2 separate regions of the Mus musculus genome follow, and region 2 is linked to region 1. A link is a contact called in ENCODE POLR2A ChIA-PET data. All regions are on one chromosome and are shown on one strand. The core of a region is the stretch at or near the end of the contact, and the rest is flanking DNA. Distances in the headings are between cores, read along the strand shown.

Region 1 (3,938 bases), core at 548-3,047:
TCAAAGTGAAGATCTGTTGCTCCTGAGCCACGCCTTCCGAATCCGGAGCCCAGGAGTAATCTGAATAATCTGAATGGCCGGGCCTTCTTGCAGCTTTGATGCAAGCTGACTTTCAGAACTCCTGCTCTCTGGAGCATAGGACCCCCCCCCCCCCCCCCCCCGCCCCACCGGTGGGAATGCTGAGGCCCAGACCTCTCCGTGCTTCTGTAGGAGGCCGAAGAGTTCCCTAATGAGACTATCCCAGCCCCTGAGCTACACCAATTAATAAGATAAGTAAAGCGCTGTGCCGTATTGATGGATCTCATTAAGTCAGAATTCTTTACTAACTTCAATTAATTCTTCCCAATTATCAGCGGAACTTCAATGGAGGAGCTTTTCAGTTTAACCTGAAATTACCCTTTACAGACAAGCTAATTTACTAAGGTTGACAATATTTGAAGTTTAAGAACCTTCACCTTGATTAATTATATTTCCACATCCTAAATCCATGATTAAAAGTGAAAGGGCCAGACATGGTGGCACGCTGCACACTCCTGGAACCCTGGAACTTGGGAAGATCACCCAGGAGGATCATGGCCAGGAGTGTGTAGCATTGGCTGCACAGTAAGTTCTGTTCTGTGCCAGGCTGGCTTGTATAGTAATTTCTGCCTTAAAAAGCAAAATGAGAGCACTGTTGGTGTAGTTGAAGGTGGTTTCAAGGTTATCTGAAAAGAATATAAAGAAGTATTAATATCCATGGACTCAGTACCAACTATATATTTTCTGTTTTAGCGACTACGTATTTGTTCTCATACATGTTAGGACATGTGTTTCTCACAACGAAACTAGGGTTTGACCAGCTGTATGGTCTATTTACTGACAAGGAAATGGGTTCATAGAAGCTACACAGTAACCCAAGCTGGAAGCAGAACTAGGCAGACAGTGCAAAAATCCTCGGCACCACACCGCTTGAATGATGGACTGTGGTCCGTATATGCTCCAGTCTCTGATGCAGATAAATGTAATTTGGATGGATCTAGTTCTGCCTGATCTTTCTCCACGAAGTTTTTAATGAGTGGGAAGCAGAAACAGAAAACTGAGCAACAAGGAGATGTCTGAGTTACCGTGGGCGCCAGTGACGGTCGTGGAGAAAACAAGTGTGGGAAGAGTAGGCTACCCTCGTGAGGTGGGTGTGGCCCGTCTGTAGGAGGGAAGGAAAAAGGCTGAGTTACAGGAGCCACAATAGGCAGCCATGCAGAACAAAGGGAAGGTATGTAAGCAGAGACAGGAATGTGTGAGAGGTGACATGAACAGAGGAAGAACCAGAAAGTTTGGAGAAAGTAAGAGAAAGCCTGAGGCTGAATGTCAAGAAGGGACTGAGAGACTGACAGGCACAGCCCAGTGATGAGTCCAGGTAAAGACACTGAAAAAGTATGTGCTGGACACTTAAAATAGAGTCTGACAAACTAACTGAATCGTGCACTCAATATGTTTTATTGTCTTTTAAATTTCTACTAAATTAAATTTATTTTTTGAATTTCATTTATATGTACTTAATTTCCACCCCTTCCTCTTTTCCTTCCAATTGCTCCCATGACATCCCCCTCAAATCCACTGTATCTTTTTCTTTAAACTATTGTTGTTAAGCATATGCATACATGTAAATGAATAAATATATAGCTACAACCTGCTGAGTAAGTTTAGTGTTGCTCATGTATATATTTTAAGACTGACTCCTTGGTATTAGATAACCACGTAGGAGGCTCATTTCTGGAGAAAATGAATTCTTCTGCTGGGGTTAGCCTTGTGTGCTGGGTATTCAGAAACTGAGCTCTGCTCTCCCGTCCAGACTGCAACCTGATCCTGGGCCAATGTTAACCTATGTACTGTAAAAAAACCAAAACCAAAACCTATGTTCCCCAATAATCTCTGATTGGTTAATAAAAAGCTAGAGCCTGTGATTGGCCAGGAGTGAGATGAAGGTGGGACTAGATACCGAGTAGGGGATCTGAGGTGACGAGAAGGAAAAAAGAGTGGAGAAAGATGCCATGAGGCAGGATGGACCATGAGGATGTATGTGGCCAAGAAAAGTTCATCCTGAGGACACACATGGAACAGAGCAAGCTGGCTGAGACTTAAATAGCAAGTAACATAGTGCCTATGGCTGGGATGTAGGCTAGAATAGCTCAGAAACTGCCCAGTCTAGGGTTACAGCTTGTTAATAAAAATACCAGGTTTCTGTGTCTCTTATTTGGGAGCTAGACAGGAACAAGTTGGGCAGAAAACCTCCAATAAAAATATTCTACATTCCTCTCTCCTTAACTACATTCCACTCCTTAACTGCCTGTAGCTCTTTATCTCAGGGTGGAAAAGAAGCAACCAAGTGAAGAGGAAGCCCCAGAGTGGGAGGGACTCTTTGTCAGTTACACATTCTAATATAGGATTAATATCTAGAATACAGAAGGAGCTCAAAAACAAAGAGTCAAAAAAACAGAACAAACCAATTAAGAAATGGGCTGTGGATCTGAACAGAGCTCTCAAAAAAGAAGAAATGAACGTGGCTAAGAAATAGCTCAAAATGCATTCATCATCCTTAGCAACTAAGGAAATGCAAGCTAGAACAATTTTGAGGTTTCATCTCACCCCAGTCAGAATGGCTGTGACCAAGGAAACAACTTCCAACAAAGGCTGGAGAGGCTGTAGGGCAAAGGAATGTGCTTTCACTGTTAGTGAGATTGCTAACTGGGCAGCTGCTCTGGAAATCAGTGGGGGGAGAAAAGCTAAAACTATAACCATATGACCCAGCTCTACCACTCCTTGACATATGCCCCAAAGACTCAATGTCCTACCCCATAGACATTTGCTCCATACTGTTCATTGATGCTGTATCCAAAATAGTTAAGTAATGGGAAAAAACCTAACTGTCCTTCAACCTGTGAGTGGAGGGTTGGAAATGTACACACACATATGGGTATGAAAAATATGACATCATGAATGTTGTAGGTAAATGTTTGGGACTAGAAGACACTGTGTCACTGATTCCTTCCCATAGCCTGCACTCTTCCCCTGTGATTGTGTGTCTTCCCCCATCAGATGGTAATAATTACACTGCTATACAAATTTTACTTTGTTCTCTATATGCTATGCATTCTCCCATTTTTCTGATTCTGGTTTTTGTTAATTCTTAGCCACTGTCTTTTATGTTGGTGCGTTTTTTTCCTCATTGTTTTCCAGCTACCTTGTACTTTAGAGTGAAATGCTTACACTTACTGAAACGTTGAGTTGTCTGGGGGAATTTTTCAATGACCGAACTGTTTTGTGAGCTGAGTCCTTGAGAGAATGAGTGTCACTGGAATTTCACTGCTACCAGTGTCCCTGGGAAATAGTCCCTTTGAATAACTTTTCTTTTTTTTTAAATGTATTTTTTTATTACTTTTAATTTTTTACAGTCCAATCATTGTCCTCCTCCCGGTTCGCCCTCCCACAATTCCTCATCCCATTCCTCCCCCTCCCCATCTTCAAGAGGATGTCCTCCACCCCACTATTCCTCCCTACTCTCTGGAGCTTCAAGATGGTTAGGCGCCCCTTCTCCCACTGAGGCCAGACCAGGCAGTCTTTTGCTGTATGTGTGTAGGGGGCCTCAGAGCAGCTCCTGCATGCTGCCAGGTTGGTGGCTCAGTGTCAGAGAGATCTCAGGGGTCTGGGTTAGTTGAGACTGCTGGTCTTCATATGGAGTTGCCCTCCTCCTCAGCTTCTTTCAGCCTTTTCTTAATTCAACCCCAGGGATTTTTAAGTGCTAAAATATGTTCCATCTAAGCTTGTGGTTCATTTCTCACTATTTCCTTTCAGACAAATCAAAATTGATTATTGTTTTTGACTCCTGTAATTGAGGTCTCACCTCACCTTTTGCTAAGAGTACTCTTCTGTTCTTTTTTTTATTATTATGTATTTTCCTCAAT
Region 2 (3,938 bases), core at 805-3,304, 170 kb before region 1:
CTTCACTGGCTGCCATGCTGTGCCCTAAGTGTTTGTTCCTTTGATCACCTCTTCCCACAATGGCCACTTGAAATTAGTTCGAGCAGAGAAACTAGCAATTGACCACTTTGGTGGGGGGCTCCTCACAACAAAACAGACACAAAAGAAGCCCTGGCCATTTTGCCTGACTAAATTAGCACACTACCTAAATTGATTCCTAGGCACTCATTTAATATTTCAGAAATTAAAGAACAAAAATTGCCAATTAATACACCCCTTTCCCAGATGTTCAGTGTTTTCCCCTTCATCTCTTAAATATTCTCTGCATTCAAGTTAATTGTATTTTTATGCAAATTCCCCCTTGGAGCTAGTCGTGTGTGTGTGTGTGTGTGTGTGTGTGTGTGTGTGTGTGTGTGTGTGTGTGTGTTTAAAGCCATACGGAATCTGACATGATTTCTGTTCTGTTGCTCTACAGAAAAAGGTTTTTAACCCAGCTTGAGTTTATTTCAAAACTCTAATTAGAGACTAAAGTAGTATTTGCCTTGTCCAAATAGAAAATCATTCCCAAAGTTGATTTTTTTTGTTCCTGGTTAAAAAACCAACAAACATCAGATATACAGATTTTTTAAAGCATTACAGTTCCTTGATAAGACTGTCTCCCATCTTCCCAGAACAGTGCTTTCTGGTTAAGTAACACAATTTCATAAGGCTCATAAAATATTTTATCCAGAAGGCAACTTTTTAAAGAGTTCTTTCAAAATATTTTTTTCTACTACTTGAATAGTCTTTTTCTATTTCTGACTTCCTGTCCTTTCTTTTCTCTGCCATACTGCACATTTGCTTACTCTCTGGAAACAGAGTCTGAGTAGCAATGAATGCTCCTCTAAAACAAAATTGAATGACGGTATAAAGACCGCACGACCTTACTCTATCTCTGCACAAATTCTAAAATTTCCGTGTCCCTCTCCCCTTTAAAATCTTCGGGGCTGCAAAGGGGTCAGATACTTTAGTATTTTAAATAAGCAAGTGAAATATTACATGTGTTTTATGGAAGGAAAGGACGGCGCTGTGGTTGAAGTTCAAGGGTTTTTCGCTAGTCTCACACTATAGAGATTGTGCTGCACTCAAAGCAAAATGCTGTCTACAAAGAATCTTTAATGAGTGTGTCAGGTCTCCACAACCTTGGCACCTGCTAAAAACCAGGACTGCTGTGAGCCGAAAACCCATCAAGTTCACAAATGCCGACCCTACTGCGCACTGGAAGGCTCCACTCGCAAGGAGGAAGGAAAGGATGGGAGGTTTCCGTCGCATTCCCGTCCAGGTGAAGGCTGGATCCTTCACCCCGGTGTCCGCAGTAAACACGGAACTCCCAGCAGAGCGCCAGAAGCTCTGCTATCTCCCCAGATGCGCAAAACTCAAGTTGTCTCCGCGACTCAGAAACGACCCTCGCTCCGGGCTGCAGTCCGCGGCGCCCGCGGGCTCCGGGGGGCTTTTCTGCCCAGACCCTGCAATGACATCGCTCGGTCCGGCGGCCTGGGCGCCCCCTCCCGCCTGCCCTGCGCGCCCTCGACGCGCGCACGCGAACGCTGGGACCCGATCCCGCCGGTGCCGAGGGGTGCGGGGCGCTCGGGACCTGCGGCCCCGCTCCGGGCAGGCAGATCGGCGGCGCGGAGCTGGAGCGCAGGGGGGCGCCCGCGTGGAGCAGGGCAGGCCGAGTCCGCGATCGGTTCCGCCGCTGTCCCCACCACCCGCCGGGGGAAGGCAAGGACCGCGACCTCCGCGTCCGGTCGGCCAAGCTCGGGCCACACCCAGTGCCCCGGGAGGCGGCCTTCGGGCGCTCGGCTGGTCGATCGCCCCCACCCTGGCCACGCAGGCCCTGGTGAGCCGCCCGACCCGGGGACCCGGGCTTACCTCGTTGCGAGCGCGGCTGCTCTGTCCCGGGCCGGGGCGCGGCGCTGGCGGCCCCTGCAGCGCGGAGAGCGAGCTGAGGGAAAGCGGCGGTAGGGCCGCTGGGCCGCTGGGCAGGCTGGATTCCTTCACTGCCTCAACTCCGCGCCGCCAGCCCCACGCAGGGACACTCCCGCCCGCGCAGCCGCCCCCTCCCGGCGGCCGCCCGCCCCTCCGTGTCACTCACCAGGAGCACACACCCCGCCGGCGCCCCTCGCTCGGGCTTGCACACACGCCGCCGATCACGCCTCCCTGGGTTTTGTATCCGCTCACACGCACGTTCTGACACGGATCCTGTCCCTCCACACGCCCTCCCTAGCTCCTTTCCCACCCTACTTTCTAGAAGAATCCCCCATACAGCTTCAGCACTTCATTGGCTTGCCCCGCACCAACCTTCTCCCCTTCCCCTCCAAACCTCCACCTACCCTAAACTGCCCACTACTGTCCAAACACTGGGTACTACCCGCGTGAGGAGCAAGAGAATCGCTCTTCCCTACCCAGGAAAACGAACTTTGCTGCCCCAGCACCGTCTGCAAAGGCGAGATGCTTCTCCGGACAGAAGGTAGTAATGCTTTCTGGGAGTGAGCCAAGCTCAAATGTAAACAAAGATAGCTTATTCGGAAAAGCCGCGGAAAATCAGGCCCTGGGATGAGCTCTGGGGGCTCAGCCCGACCTTTGAAATCAGACTGAGCTGAAGTGTTTTGGCTCCTCGTCTTCACTCCGGGTCTCACGCGGGCATCTAATCGTGCGTGATCACCCACTGAGCTGCCCTGAGCTACCCAGTGGCAGCGGCTGGTGATGTTTCTGCCTGGGAGTGCAGTAGTTGGGAGAGGAAAGGCAAGCATTATTCATGATGGACGCACTTTAGATCGCACACCTCTTCCAGAGGCAGCAGAGGGAAATGCAGGCTGCTCTCAGGTTTATTTTTGAAGGGTAACTTCCTAGCCGCCCTTTCTCTGAGCAGTAACTGTTCCTTGGGTGAGTGGGGTGGGGGGCTTCCTGGCTCTCAGCCCTCTACAAATATCAAATCAGTCGGTTTCGCCTCTCAAGCTCAGAACAGCGGAATTGTATTCCATTTAAGGGAGTCGTTATTTGAAACGAATTACACTTTCAGGTAACATTCGGATCTACAATACATCATAGCCCAGTTGACAAAGGTCACTCTGATTAAAAGAAGAGATGAAAGGAAATAACTCATTTTCTTACCTGACTGGGAGTTTTCTCCCACCCCATAGGCTGGATTGGTGAATGAGTGTGCTTTATTTAGTATCTGATCCAACCCTTCAGATAAACTCAGTGGGTAGGTATGTTTTTTTTTCGCTTATTTGCAAATAAAGAAAGGAGACAAAAAGTTAAATAGCTTGTCTAAGTTTTCAACTAGTAACTAGAGGAAGAATTTGAACCCAGTCTGGCCCAACCTTTGTGCAGACGGAAAAGCCAGCTTCTGTACAAGTCAAGGACAAATGCCACCCTATTGCTTATTGAATTTGAAAGAATTAATTAGTAACTTGGAATGATTCAACTTGGAGTGTGGTGCACATTTCAGGGCTTCTTGCAAAGTAAGTCGTTTAAGTTTTGAGCGAAGGTTCCCCCATGACTAGAATTCCAAAAACAAGTAATAAATTATCGTTTCCCTCAGGATGGGCTTTGGAAATAACATTGAACTCTGGCTTCATTCCTTTCTTCTACCACTTCATAACCTTCCTGGGACTCCAAATCCAACTTGCTTACTGAAGTCTGACAGAAAAAATGCTTTCAAGACCAGAGGGATGAAAGGGTTTTCAGAAGCCAGGCCTGGCCTTTTCATATTTGAGGGTGGCTTTCCAGTAAGTCATACCTATAATAATAACTGCTTTGTGGGCCAAGAGCAGAGAAGTCAAAACGTGGGACTGATGTAAAAACAGAGTAACAGTTACCGAAGGACAAACCTGACTCCAGCTCATCTCCAGGGCGTGGTGGCCCTGCCCAGAAAGGGCAACGGTCTGAAAACCCAAAGGAAACAATGCTATCTT

What was found. ChIA-PET counts read pairs that join two places held with the same protein, here RNA polymerase II (POLR2A).
Region 2: POLR2A ChIA-PET joins it to region 1 with 109 read pairs in Patski. The contact joins the promoter of Spats2l here to the enhancer-like site in region 1. POLR2A ChIA-PET finds 5 or more read pairs at or near these places in 2 of 5 experiments (Patski and embryonic stem cell).

Annotation. Positions count from the first base shown.
Region 1 is chr1:57,604,451-57,608,388 of GRCm38, reverse strand. No RefSeq gene overlaps it. Among named protein-coding and RNA genes, the nearest start is that of Spats2l, 170 kb to the left of the region's middle. Within about 2 kb of position 1,797, at least 1 of the 3 ENCODE cell types and tissues checked has a DNase peak (open chromatin) inside an H3K27ac peak, as active enhancers do.
Region 2 is chr1:57,772,977-57,776,914 of GRCm38, reverse strand. It overlaps Spats2l (spermatogenesis associated, serine-rich 2-like), which reads right to left and starts at 2,054. Exons shown (of 14, transcript NM_144882.4): 1 at 1,891-2,054.